Linked DNA regions of Homo sapiens: all the other regions are linked to region 4. A link is a contact called in ENCODE Hi-C data. All regions are on one chromosome and are shown on one strand. The core of a region is the stretch at or near the end of the contact, and the rest is flanking DNA. Distances in the headings are between cores, read along the strand shown. Region 1 holds the start of HLTF (helicase like transcription factor). Region 2 holds the start of CP (ceruloplasmin). Region 3 has its middle 24 kb from the start of CP. Region 4 overlaps LINC02046 (long intergenic non-protein coding RNA 2046).

Region 1 (2,700 bases), core at 56-2,555, 770 kb after region 4:
CGCCTGGAATCCCAGCACTTTGGGAGGCAGAGGCAGGTGGATCACCTGAGGTCAGGAATTTGAGACCAACCTGGCCAACATTGTGAAACCCTGTCTACTACAAATACAAAAATTAGCCAGGCGTGGTGGCGCCCATATGTAATCCCAGCTACTCGGGAGGCTGAGGCAGGAGAATCACTTGAACCCGGGAGGCGTAGGTTGCAGCGAGCCGAGATTGTGCCACTGCACTCCAGCCTGGACGACAGAGCGAGACTCCATGTCAAAAAAATAATTTAAAAAATGAAATCATATGCCAAAATTTCAATAGGGATTGAGCTATATAAAAGACTTATAAAAATACAACTATTAATGTACCAGAAGTTGTTTATAATTTTCCAGAAAATACATCCAGCATCCATCACTGTAACTCCCTGCGAGCAGAACACCTATTCTGGTATCCAAACCACGCCACCGTGGGAAATTGGCCCCAAGCCACCCGTACCCGCCTTCCGTCGCCGGTTTAAGCATAACCCCAAACCCATTAGGTGTAACTGTTTCGGGAATGACCATAAATACCAATTTGGACAATGAAAAGTGAAGGGGAGTCTACTGGAGCATTGCAAAAAGTTTCCATTCTCCTAAGAACAGTCGCTTATTTGCGATGCGTTTTCCTTGCAAGTGGCGCATATCTCTACTAGCGCCTCTGCAAATACTTATCTGCACGTCTGTGCATACAGATAAGCTGTGAGCCACTTGGGGACAAGGACTGTCTTACTCGGCCCTCCACCGAGCACAATGCCTGGCGCACAGTGGGTATCTAATGGATGTTTTGTTAAATAAAGCACTGGCCGAGATGCTTTAAGCCCCAGGCCCCCCACAGTCGGTGACAGAGATTTCCCAAGTCCCTAACACGGGACTCGCCCTAGGAGCCCCTACTCGCCAGCGAAGACAATGCATTTATTTCTCCGGCGGCCACATATGCGACCAACAGAACGAATACAGCTGCACAAATCGCCCAGGGAACGCAGAGGAACGCGGGGAAGGTCAGGTTCATTTGGGGACGCCTCCAGGCCGTTAGACCGAGCGCCCCACCCCCTCCGCCCCCTTCACCTCTTGAACATCCAGGACATGGCGCTGAGTGGGATGACAAGAGGAGCGCCTCGGCTCCCCTGGATCGTTTTCGAGCCGCCTCGATACGCCTCCTTCCAGGCCCCGCAGCCCTGAAGCCGGGGACAAATTCCGAGCGCCGGATCAGGAGCGCACGACTGAAAGGTAAGTCGCCGCGAGTCCAGTCAGACGTCGACGCCGTCTCCTTCTGCAACAATCTGGGAGACCAGCGTCGCTCTGTGACTGGCACTAGGAAAGCCCAATCACGAAGAGGAGAGTGCGGAGCCAAACCAGTCAGAGCACAGAAGGGAGGGCAACTCCGCCCCGCTGCCATTCAAAGACGGCGGGGGGTCCGGGCTGCAAGGGTGGTTCCATCCGGGTTCTTCCCCGCCCCCAAGGCGGGCGCGCGGGAAAGCCACGAGGCCCCAGGAGTGCGACTGCGGTGCCTGCGGTGCCGGTGTTTTGTTTGATTCCCTGCCTCAAACGGAGGGAAACGACCTTCCTTTATCCTACGAGTCCTAAGACTGAACCCCATTCTAAAGGCTCTACCGTATCCTTCCTCTTATTTTCTTCTCATCTAATGTGGCACATAATAGGGCCTTATACTAAAGGAGCTCCACGGTTTACGAGACCTAGAGCTACCGGCGAGATACTTTACTTCATTCCCTGTGGTGAACCGTGGGGACTTTCGCTCCAAATTTTCATGTTAAGCCTCAGCGTATGCATGAGACACAACGAGTTTGGAAAATCTTAAATGGAACTTAGAGTCCCCTCCCCACCTCTTTTTGTTATTTTTAAGGAAAATTTTCCTTTCTTGGTGCAGGAAACCCATCACATGTTTATTACAGCTATGGGGGCGTTTGCCTGAAATGGTGGACGGGACCATTTTCCCCGTGGGCACTTGGCTGCTCCAGCCAAGAGGGGGAGGCCCTTGTTTTCCTCAAGGAACTGCAGAGGGGCGCTCTGAGGCCCTCCATGGCTCTCTTTCCAGAGTCTGAGGTGACCGGAAGGAGAATGCGGCCCTGGGACCGTCAACCTTGGACCAGCTGCAGCCGACGCCTGGCAGGGCTGGTCGCTTTGCGTTGAGGAGGCTGCTGTCCCCGAAGCTGGCCTTTTAATCGCACAGGGCAGGAAGCTGGTGGTGGCGCCCAGCTGCACAGGCGGCACCATGTAACTGCCAGATAATACTTGCGCGTCACAGAGAGGTCCATGTTACACGCCTGTCAGCACAATAATATTAGGTGGTCAGCTTTTCTTTTTTCTTTTTTTTGTTTTTTTTTCTTTTTTATTGAGATGGAGTCTTGCTCTGTCCCCCAGGCTGGAGTGCAATGGGGGTGATCTTGGCTCACTGCAACCTCCGCCTCCCGGATTCAAGCGATTCTCCTGCCTCAGCCTCCGGAGTAGCCGGGATTGCAGGAGCCCGCCACCACGCCCAGCTAATTTTTGTATTTTTAGTAGAGACGGGGTTTCACCATATTGGCCAGGCTGGTCTTGAACTCCTGACCTCAGGTGATCCGCCCGCCTCGGCCTCCCAGAGTGCTGGGATTACAGGCATGAGCCACCGTGCCAGGCCGGTAGTCAGCTTTTCAAGACACATTTGTTCATTATCGTAAA
Region 2 (2,700 bases), core at 70-2,569, 900 kb after region 4:
GATGTATTAGTTTTATTTACAACCACTTATCTTCAGGTCAGAAACTTTCTTTATTGTATATTATTAAATTCATAATATAATAATTGGATATTAGTATCTGTTATGTATTTATTTTTATGGTGAAAAATTTCAACTTTACATAATGTTAAAGAAAATAGTATATACTCATCAATAAGATTCAATAATTACAAACTTCGGCATCCTTATTTAGCTGTTTTTTAAAGATATAATCTTGGCAGCTGATGGTCATTGGGCTTGTTTGTGTTTTATTACCACTGAAATACATTTTAATGTAGTGAATATTGATTTTGAATTCCAAGTTCCCATTTGGTGGTTAATGTTTAATTAACATCATTAAAAGTGAAGACCTCAGTATAGATAAACTTCTGTACAAAAAACTTCAAGGAGAACTAAACTTTTTGTTTTACTGTGTAGTGAATATTGCTTTCAATAAGGGGATTTTCCAACTGAAAAATGAAGACATTTAAGTTACATGGAGCTTTTTGAGGACCATCCTAATAAGTACCTGACATTTTTTTATGCACATATGTGCCAAGCATTGTACTAAGAGCTTTACATGCACCCGCTCTTTAAATAACCCTATGAGCTATGCTTATTATCCTCATTTTACAAATTAGGACCCTGAAGCTGTGAAAGATTAACCTACTTAACTGTCTGGAGTCTCTCAATAAATATCAGGCAGGATCTTATTTGCTAAAATTGTATTTTATTTCTATAAGTGATGTTTTGAAAGATATAAAAAAATTTTATGCCTATCATGAATAACCATTAAATGGTGCAATAAACATAACATTGTATACAGTAATTGTTTAAATGAAAGAACTTCTGCATAAACACATAAAAAGACAGATTCCTAATCGGAGATGCAGTTACGACCATGGGAGGTAGTAAGATGTGAACACAGATCCCCAGGAACAACAGGAAAGAAGCAGGGTAGTCCACCAAATAAAAAATATACAGGAATATAAAGGAGATTGATTCAAGTGTCTTGGGTTTCAAGCCCACATTTTGCAGTTTCTGTATATAAGAAATTTTAAAAATATTTCATCTTATTGGCTCTATCCTTTAAAAATAACTTAAAATTTTGGTCTATAAACAATAAAAATAGTGACTTACGTGTCAACAGAAATAAGTTTCTTTTCCCCATGGTCAGAGGCATAATCCCAAGTCGTTTCAATAATTCCAATGTAATAATGCTTTTCTTTCGCCCAGGCTGGGGTACTACATAAAAACAGAAAAATACCAAGTATCAAAATCTTCATTTTTTTCCCCTTCTTGGAGCCTGAGAAGAAATGAAGTAAAATCAGGAGCAGGCAATTTTATAAATAAGACTTTCTTCCTTATTTGCTTGATTGACACAATTTAGTGTTGCACAAGAGTAAATTGTTTCATTAAAGCAAATATTTTCCAATTCAGTTAAGTTCTCGTAAACCACCAAAAAAACAGTTCTTGGTTGCCAGGCTTCTCTGACTGAAAATAAAAAGTCAACAGTTATTGTTGGAGGCATTAGGGTGTGCATAACTCTGTGCCTTTTTCCATTCATTGTGTAAATTCCAGGAGGGCAGAGAACGTGTCTAAATGCTCCCTTTGTTCCTCTGACAATATGTCACAGCACAGTGTCCTGCAAACAGTGCACTTTTAGTAAATCAGGATAAGAATTATGTAAAATGAATCAAAACATGTAGCTTTTTACTACAGTCATTCTTAATGACAGGGATACGTTCTGAGAAATGCATTGTTAGGCTATTTTGTCATTGTGTGACTATCACAGAGTGTACTTACACAGACTTATATGATATAGCCTACTATACATCTAGGTAGGCTATATGGTATACCTATTGCTCCTAGGCTACAAACCTGTACAGTCTATAACTATGCTGAATGCTATAGACAATTGTAACACAATGATATTTCTGTATCTATACATATGCAAACATAGAAAATGTACAGTAAAAATATGTTATTATAATCTTATGGGACCACCATCACATATGCAGTTTGTCATTTACTCAAACATTATTATGTGGTGCATGACTATTTCTAAAAGTCTAACAAATGATTAATTGCAGCTTTATGATATGAAACATGATATCTAGCATGCCAAATTTAAGTAAACAAAAATAAGAATTTAATTTGGAAGAATTTATCTGTTTTATGAGCTTGGACCAAATCTGCATAAAAACTTTACCAGATCATTCTGTATTGCTATATGCAAATAACTAGCAGAGCCTAACAGGGGCTAATAACTTTGTTTTAATCATCAAATAAACAAACCATAACTAAACCTGTCTTCAGAGGCAAAGATTAGTCTTAGTAAATAGAAAGTACCCCAGTTTATCATTAGACTGAAATTTTTCTCTTTGAAGTGGATATGAATTTTAAGGTGGAAGACTTTTTCTTAAAACCCTGTTTTTAGTCAGGAAGTATATGTCTAAAAGTATGAAATGGCTTTTTTTTTTAGCTGAAGAAAATCCTGATAACAGTTGACACTTTGTGTTAGTATAATTTTTTTTCTCTCAAATACCTCAAAACGTTGTGTATTTGCTGAAGGCCACTTGTTGAAATAGATTGGTATAGAAGAAAGCATGCGATATTTGAACAATTCCTTCATTTAGGAAATATTATTGAATGAGCCAAGTTCTGTTCTACTCACTGGGAATACAGCAGTCTGTGCCAAGT
Region 3 (2,800 bases), core at 115-2,614, 930 kb after region 4:
AAATAAAAGAGGTAGAATCCGGTTTTAGTTTTTAATGAGGTCAAATCCTGAGTTTTTAATTATCAGGATTCTGAGAGTGAAGAACAAAATATTTGACATGCTCAATGTTTGATTGAAGAAAAATTGTAACCTCATTCATTAGAGTTGAAGTCTAAAGAGAACACCAAACCTCTGAAAGGGATTTTAGATACATTTTTCAGTGGATTTAGCTCTATTTTTGACATTTTAATAAAAAAAGAATTTTGGTTTTAATTAGAATTCCTGGCATTGAAGTTGGTTGGCAGGAAGTCTAAAGGAGTTAGTCCCTTCACCTTTGTGCTTTTGCCCCTGCAGCAGCTTTTAGTTGAGAGTCTTGGTTTGTTTGTCTTCATTTTGTTTTTGAATTAAATCTCTGTGTAGATTCTTGTTCCAGGCAGAGTGGGCCAAGATAAGAGTTCAAATAGAATACTTGCACTGTTTTTTTTTTTTTTTAGTGCAAATAAACTTGAACCCTATAGTTGAGGGTTTTAAATATAAACACACACACACATACACCCCCCTACACACACAATATGTATATATATATTTCTTATTAATCATAGAATTATACCATTCTTTATTTATGATTACTATTGTTACTATTATTATTATTTAGAGACCAAGTTTTGCTGTGTCACCTAGGCAATGGAGTGACCATAGCTCAGCATAATCTTGAACTCCTGGACTCAAGCAATCCTCCTACCTCAGCCTCCCGTAGCTAGGACTACAGGCATGTGCCACTGCGCCTGGCTAATTTTAAAATTTTTTGTATAGACATCAGCCACCACATCCAACTGAATTTTAAAATTCTTTAGTGTATGTTGTTTTCTGTAATTCGAATACTATTCAGTGGAACAAAGTATAGTCTATTATTGTATAATTAGATATATTTTTCAATTCACAGTGAGATTATGCAAAGAATTATAAGCCTAAGTAATCATGAGGTAATAGTTTATTTTGCTCTTGAAAAATGCAGACCAATGTAGGAATAAAAGCTGAACAGTAATTAAGTTACTTAATAGAAAGTTTACATGGAACTAAGGTTCTTAAGAGCAATGATAAATACCTTCTTCCTTCCGTTATAATTTCTGGGAGGAGATAGGATAAGAACTGTTATTTGATTTAAAATTTACCTTAGCCACAGATACAGTTGAATAGTAAAACCAAGGTATGCATTCAAAGTCCAGTGAGGTAGGACCAGTTCTATCAGGTATCTGCCAAGTATATATTTGAATCTCTCCTGAAATAGACAAATGAAGTGTATTTAAATAGAGCTTTTAAAATCAGACTTCTTTACGGAGAACCAGACAATGAGCAAACACTAAAGCTATAAAAATAGTAGGCAGCATAGTCCTAGCTTTCACTTCTGGTTTCACTTCTTGCTTTGTGATCTTAGTCAATGTGGCAATTACTCAATGTGACAAAGCCTTGAATCCCTGCTCTGAACATTCCAATGTGTGGATCACATGTACCTCCTCCCTGCCCTCAAGGCTGTGCATATTAGTCCTATTGGATCTTAATTCTATATTCTATATTGCAGTGAAGTTCTTTTGCTCCCTCCCCACCGTAATTCTGTATCTCCCACTTCCACAGATCCATGGGAGTTATAGTCCTATGACATTAACCAACCCCACCTCCAGCTCCCAAATCTGTAACAATCTACTTAGCACTAACCCTTGCCTTCCAGTACATCACACAATGCCTGGCATACAGCAGGTAGAGTACTCAGAAGTGTTTGTGGAATGCATGTAGTAGATCCTTTCTTAACTAATCAGAGCAGTGGACTGACTTGCAAACTCCCTTGATATGAGACTTAACAGACCACAGGACTGCTTTTAAAAACAAAAAGAAACATTTCGCCCACCATCAAAGTCTATTGTCAGTCCCTCTGCTTTACAAATCTTTTCTTTCTGAATTTGGCTTTCATTGATACTCTTAATTTCCAAAACTACTTGTTTTGGTGAGCAACTATAGTGGACATTCTGATGCCACCCCTAGATTCCCAATCAAGAATGAAGAACATTTCACTCCAGCAGGCGTCAGCCTCCTTTAGAGAGAGCCTTGGCTGAAGAAAGCTACCTTGCTCAAGATTGCATCTAATGACTGCTTCAGGGACATAACAGCCCAGCTCTCTCACTCCAGCTTAGGAAAGCTGAAGGTCACCCTATCTTCAGAACTGTGTTGGCTGTGACTTCTGTTGAGGCTGCATCTCTGCTTAACCTCACTCCCTGTCCAATCCTACTCATTTCTCATTCTTTCCATATTAGTTGATTCCAAGAGCACTATCTACACACAAATCCTCATATCACAGTCTGCTTACTGGGCATTTTTAAGTAAAATATATTAATGTTCTTCTGAGTTAATTATGTTGAATGGCATGCTGTATAGCAGTGATTCCATTCCACGGAAATGTTAATACATGGGGTCCATCATTTCCTCTTATTGGCTCAATCCTCCCCCACTTTCTCACATATTGCATCTTGTACTCAACTCCTACTTTAGCACTTTAGTTGGAGAGATTGTATATAGTATAAGAATACCTGGCAGCTGGACAGGTACAGCGGTGGGAGGGAGGGTGGACCTAGAGGAGAAATTCATACACTGGGGAGGTAGGCCCTGAAGACCAAACCTTCACTTCACAGTTTTGCTCATGGTGCCCCAGCCTGGAAGTAAACTTGACTTGCAGAAGGAACTCCCCCGCCAAATGCTTTCTTCAGGCTCATCTTACTAGTCCACTCGTCTCTCTCATCTGGAACTGCACCCATATATTTAAAAGAACATT
Region 4 (2,700 bases), core at 146-2,645:
CCTCACAGAAATGGAAATTCCTTTAAATGGTAGAGGTTACAGGTGAAGTTCGGTGGAGAAAGTTTTTGGGGGTTTGATTTACTAGCCCTGTAATACCTGCAACACCAAAAACAGAGGCTTTTAAAAGTCCTATCTGAAATTTCTTATGGAAAATTTCAAACAAATGTTAATTCTGTAGCTTTAGTGGTTGCTTGATACCATATGCCTGTATTTTTGCAAAGCAACTCAAGGAGGCCTTGTATGTTTAGTTATTATTCTTGCTTCACTTATGTGAACCATTATCACAAACCTGAATGAAACAAGCCTTTTTGTGAATAAGAATAACCTCGAGAAAGAGAGATATTATTTATGATCATAAGGGGAGTAGAGTGACTGCCAGGAAGAATTGTGGATAAATTTTTAAATGTCACAGAAGAAACGACTAAATGTCCTTTCAATGGGATGCTGGGCATTACGTAACCAGTCCTCTGGGAATTGTGTAATTCCATGATTTGTGCATGTTTGGTTATCTTTAGATGGGTGTCACTTGTTTCTTGCTCATAGTAATGCAAGTGGTTCATTTTCATGAAAAAGAAAATGAATTTTGACAGGCAAAGATATCTATATATAGATATATTTAACATATGTAATAAATTTAGCATATATATACAAATTTAACATATATGTTAAATTTACTATATTAGATATATAACATATATTAAGATATCTATAACATAGGTATCCTATATATTAATATACATATCTTAATATCTAATATAGATTAACATATATCTTAATATATTATACATCTATTATATATATTTTATATAATATATAAATAAATATTTAATAGATAATCTTTTATCTTTTATCAGAAGTTTTCCTTCAAAAGACACAACAGAAAAAGTGTTACAATTATAATTTTGGAACATATTAGTGCAACACATATGACTGACGATTATTGCATCCAGAATATAATATATAAAGAACCACTGTGAAGCCCTAAGAAAACAACAGCCTCAAAAGTCATTTTATTTATTAGGTATTTGAGGTATGACAATATTACTCCCAAACTCAGCAACTATAAAACAGTAAATACTCATTATCTCACAGATTCCATGGATCAGAAAGTCAGGTGGGTACCTCTGACCCAGGGTCTCTCACAAAGCTGCCATCAAGGTGTCAGGAGATGCTGTAGTCTCCTTCGCAGGCTCTGCTAGGGGAGGATCCACTGTCATGCTATCTCATACGGTGGTTGACAGAATTTAGTTCTTGCCAGCCCATTGAACTGAGAGCCTCAATTCCTTGCAGCTATTGGCCAGAGCCCTCCCTCAGTTTCTTATCTTGTGGGCCTCTCCATATGGTAGCTCACAACCTGAGTCCTGGATTCTCGCAATGTGAGTCCATGAAAGGGTGAGAGAGAGGAAACGGAAGCCACAGTCTTCTGGTAACCTAATCTCAGAAATGACATCTCATCATTTTCTGCCTTGTTCTATTTCTCATATGCAAATCACTAGGTCTAAGTGCTCACTCAAAGGGAAGAGATTACACAAGGAGGCAAAGATCACCGGGGTCCATGTTAGAGGCTGCCTATACCGGTCAAGAGTAGAAATTTATAGAACAAGAAACACAGAGTACATAAACCTATTAAAAAATGTTTAACCTTCTTAATAATAAAGAAAATGCAAACTAAGACCACAATTTCACAATCACTAGTTTCATTTTTAAAAGTAGAAGTCTGACAATACTATATGTTAGCAAGAATTTGCAGAAATGAGGAAGTGATGGGAATGTAAACTGATACTATTTTAGAAAGTAATTTCTCATCACTTAGTAAAGTTCCACTGACTCATAATCTGACTCAGTAATTCTTCTCCCACATATATAGTCTAGAGAAATTGCACGTGAACATCAGATGTTCAAAATGTTCTTAAACACATTGTTCATAATAGCAAAAAACAATTAGAAGCTTAAATAAATAAATGAGTGATGGCAGATTAATACAACAGAGTACAGTACTCAAAACTGCATATATCAATAAATATTTGTGAGGAAATAAAGTCACAGAAAAGAAATATAGTATGATCCAATATAAATGTTCAAAAAAGGAAAAGCTAAGTAATATCTACTTTAGGAATGCATTTACAGTATCTATGGCTACACTATAAAGAAAAGCAAATTAATGTGATTATACAAAGTTCAAACTGCTCGTTCTATGTGTGTGGGAGGGAGGGAGATGTTATGGAAATAGGCTCATAAGAGGCTTTAACTTTTTCTTCAGCTGAGTGATACATACATGAGTATTCATTTATTATTTGGTTATTACTTCTAAACCACACACTTACATCGTATACATTTTCAATGACATGTTTTGCATTTTTAACTAAAATTGATGAATTTCTTTGACATGAAGAATATTGTATATGTCACAGCATCCAGTAAGGATTAACCAAAGCAAGTCATGACTGCATTATACTAATGGAAAAGCATCTCTATAAGGACTTTGTTATAAGGACCCATCAAAGATTGATTCAATAGCTGTTCATATTTTCATGAATGCATTCCCTGAATATAATGGGAATATTCCTGTATTATAGTCACCCTTATTGCTCGTCTTCAACTGTTTTTAGTATGTTAAATATTTCTTTTGTTAAGGAGAGTATACTGATGTTATGTTTCCTAAACTACTTTCTCTAAAGAAGGGAATAAGTAATTAAAGTA

What was found. Hi-C counts contacts between places; a loop is a spot of excess contacts on that map. Pooled maps may share reads with other maps.
Region 1: a pooled map shows a loop between it and region 4 (5-fold over the local background). The contact joins the promoter of HLTF here to the enhancer-like site in region 4. A Hi-C loop is called at or near these places in 2 of 37 single-sample maps with no recorded cell type and 4 of 50 pooled maps.
Region 2: a pooled map shows a loop between it and region 4 (4-fold over the local background). The contact joins the promoter of CP here to the enhancer-like site in region 4. A Hi-C loop is called at or near these places in 4 of 37 single-sample maps with no recorded cell type and 4 of 50 pooled maps.
Region 3: a loop to region 4 is called in a map with no recorded cell type, with 11 times the contacts of the local background. The contact joins two enhancer-like sites. A Hi-C loop is called at or near these places in 5 of 37 single-sample maps with no recorded cell type and 3 of 50 pooled maps.

The regions. Positions count from the first base shown.
Region 1 is chr3:149,085,228-149,087,927 of GRCh38, forward strand. HLTF (helicase like transcription factor) reads right to left here and starts at 1,306. Exons shown (of 25, transcript NM_003071.4): 1 at 1,090-1,306. The coding sequence starts at 1,109. It overlaps HLTF-AS1 (HLTF antisense RNA 1), which reads left to right and starts at 1,105. Exons shown (of 3, transcript NR_046648.1): 1 at 1,105-1,251. RefSeq lists enhancers at 633-1,150, 1,056-1,265, 1,151-1,668.
Region 2 is chr3:149,220,510-149,223,209 of GRCh38, forward strand. CP (ceruloplasmin) reads right to left here and starts at 1,320. Exons shown (of 19, transcript NM_000096.4): 1 at 1,138-1,320. The coding sequence starts at 1,283.
Region 3 is chr3:149,244,512-149,247,311 of GRCh38, forward strand. It overlaps the pseudogene CPHL1P. Among named protein-coding and RNA genes, the nearest start is that of CP, 24 kb to the left of the region's middle. Within about 2 kb of position 1,365, at least 7 of the 41 ENCODE cell types and tissues checked have a DNase peak (open chromatin) inside an H3K27ac peak, as active enhancers do.
Region 4 is chr3:148,317,981-148,320,680 of GRCh38, forward strand. The region is part of intron 3 of LINC02046 (long intergenic non-protein coding RNA 2046); the gene reads left to right. It overlaps LOC105374148 (a long non-coding RNA gene), which reads right to left. Exons shown (of 4, transcript XR_001740955.2): 3 at 1-96. Among named protein-coding and RNA genes, the nearest start is that of LINC02046, 38 kb to the left of the region's middle. RefSeq lists an enhancer at 1,427-1,486. Within about 2 kb of position 1,396, at least 2 of the 41 ENCODE cell types and tissues checked have a DNase peak (open chromatin) inside an H3K27ac peak, as active enhancers do.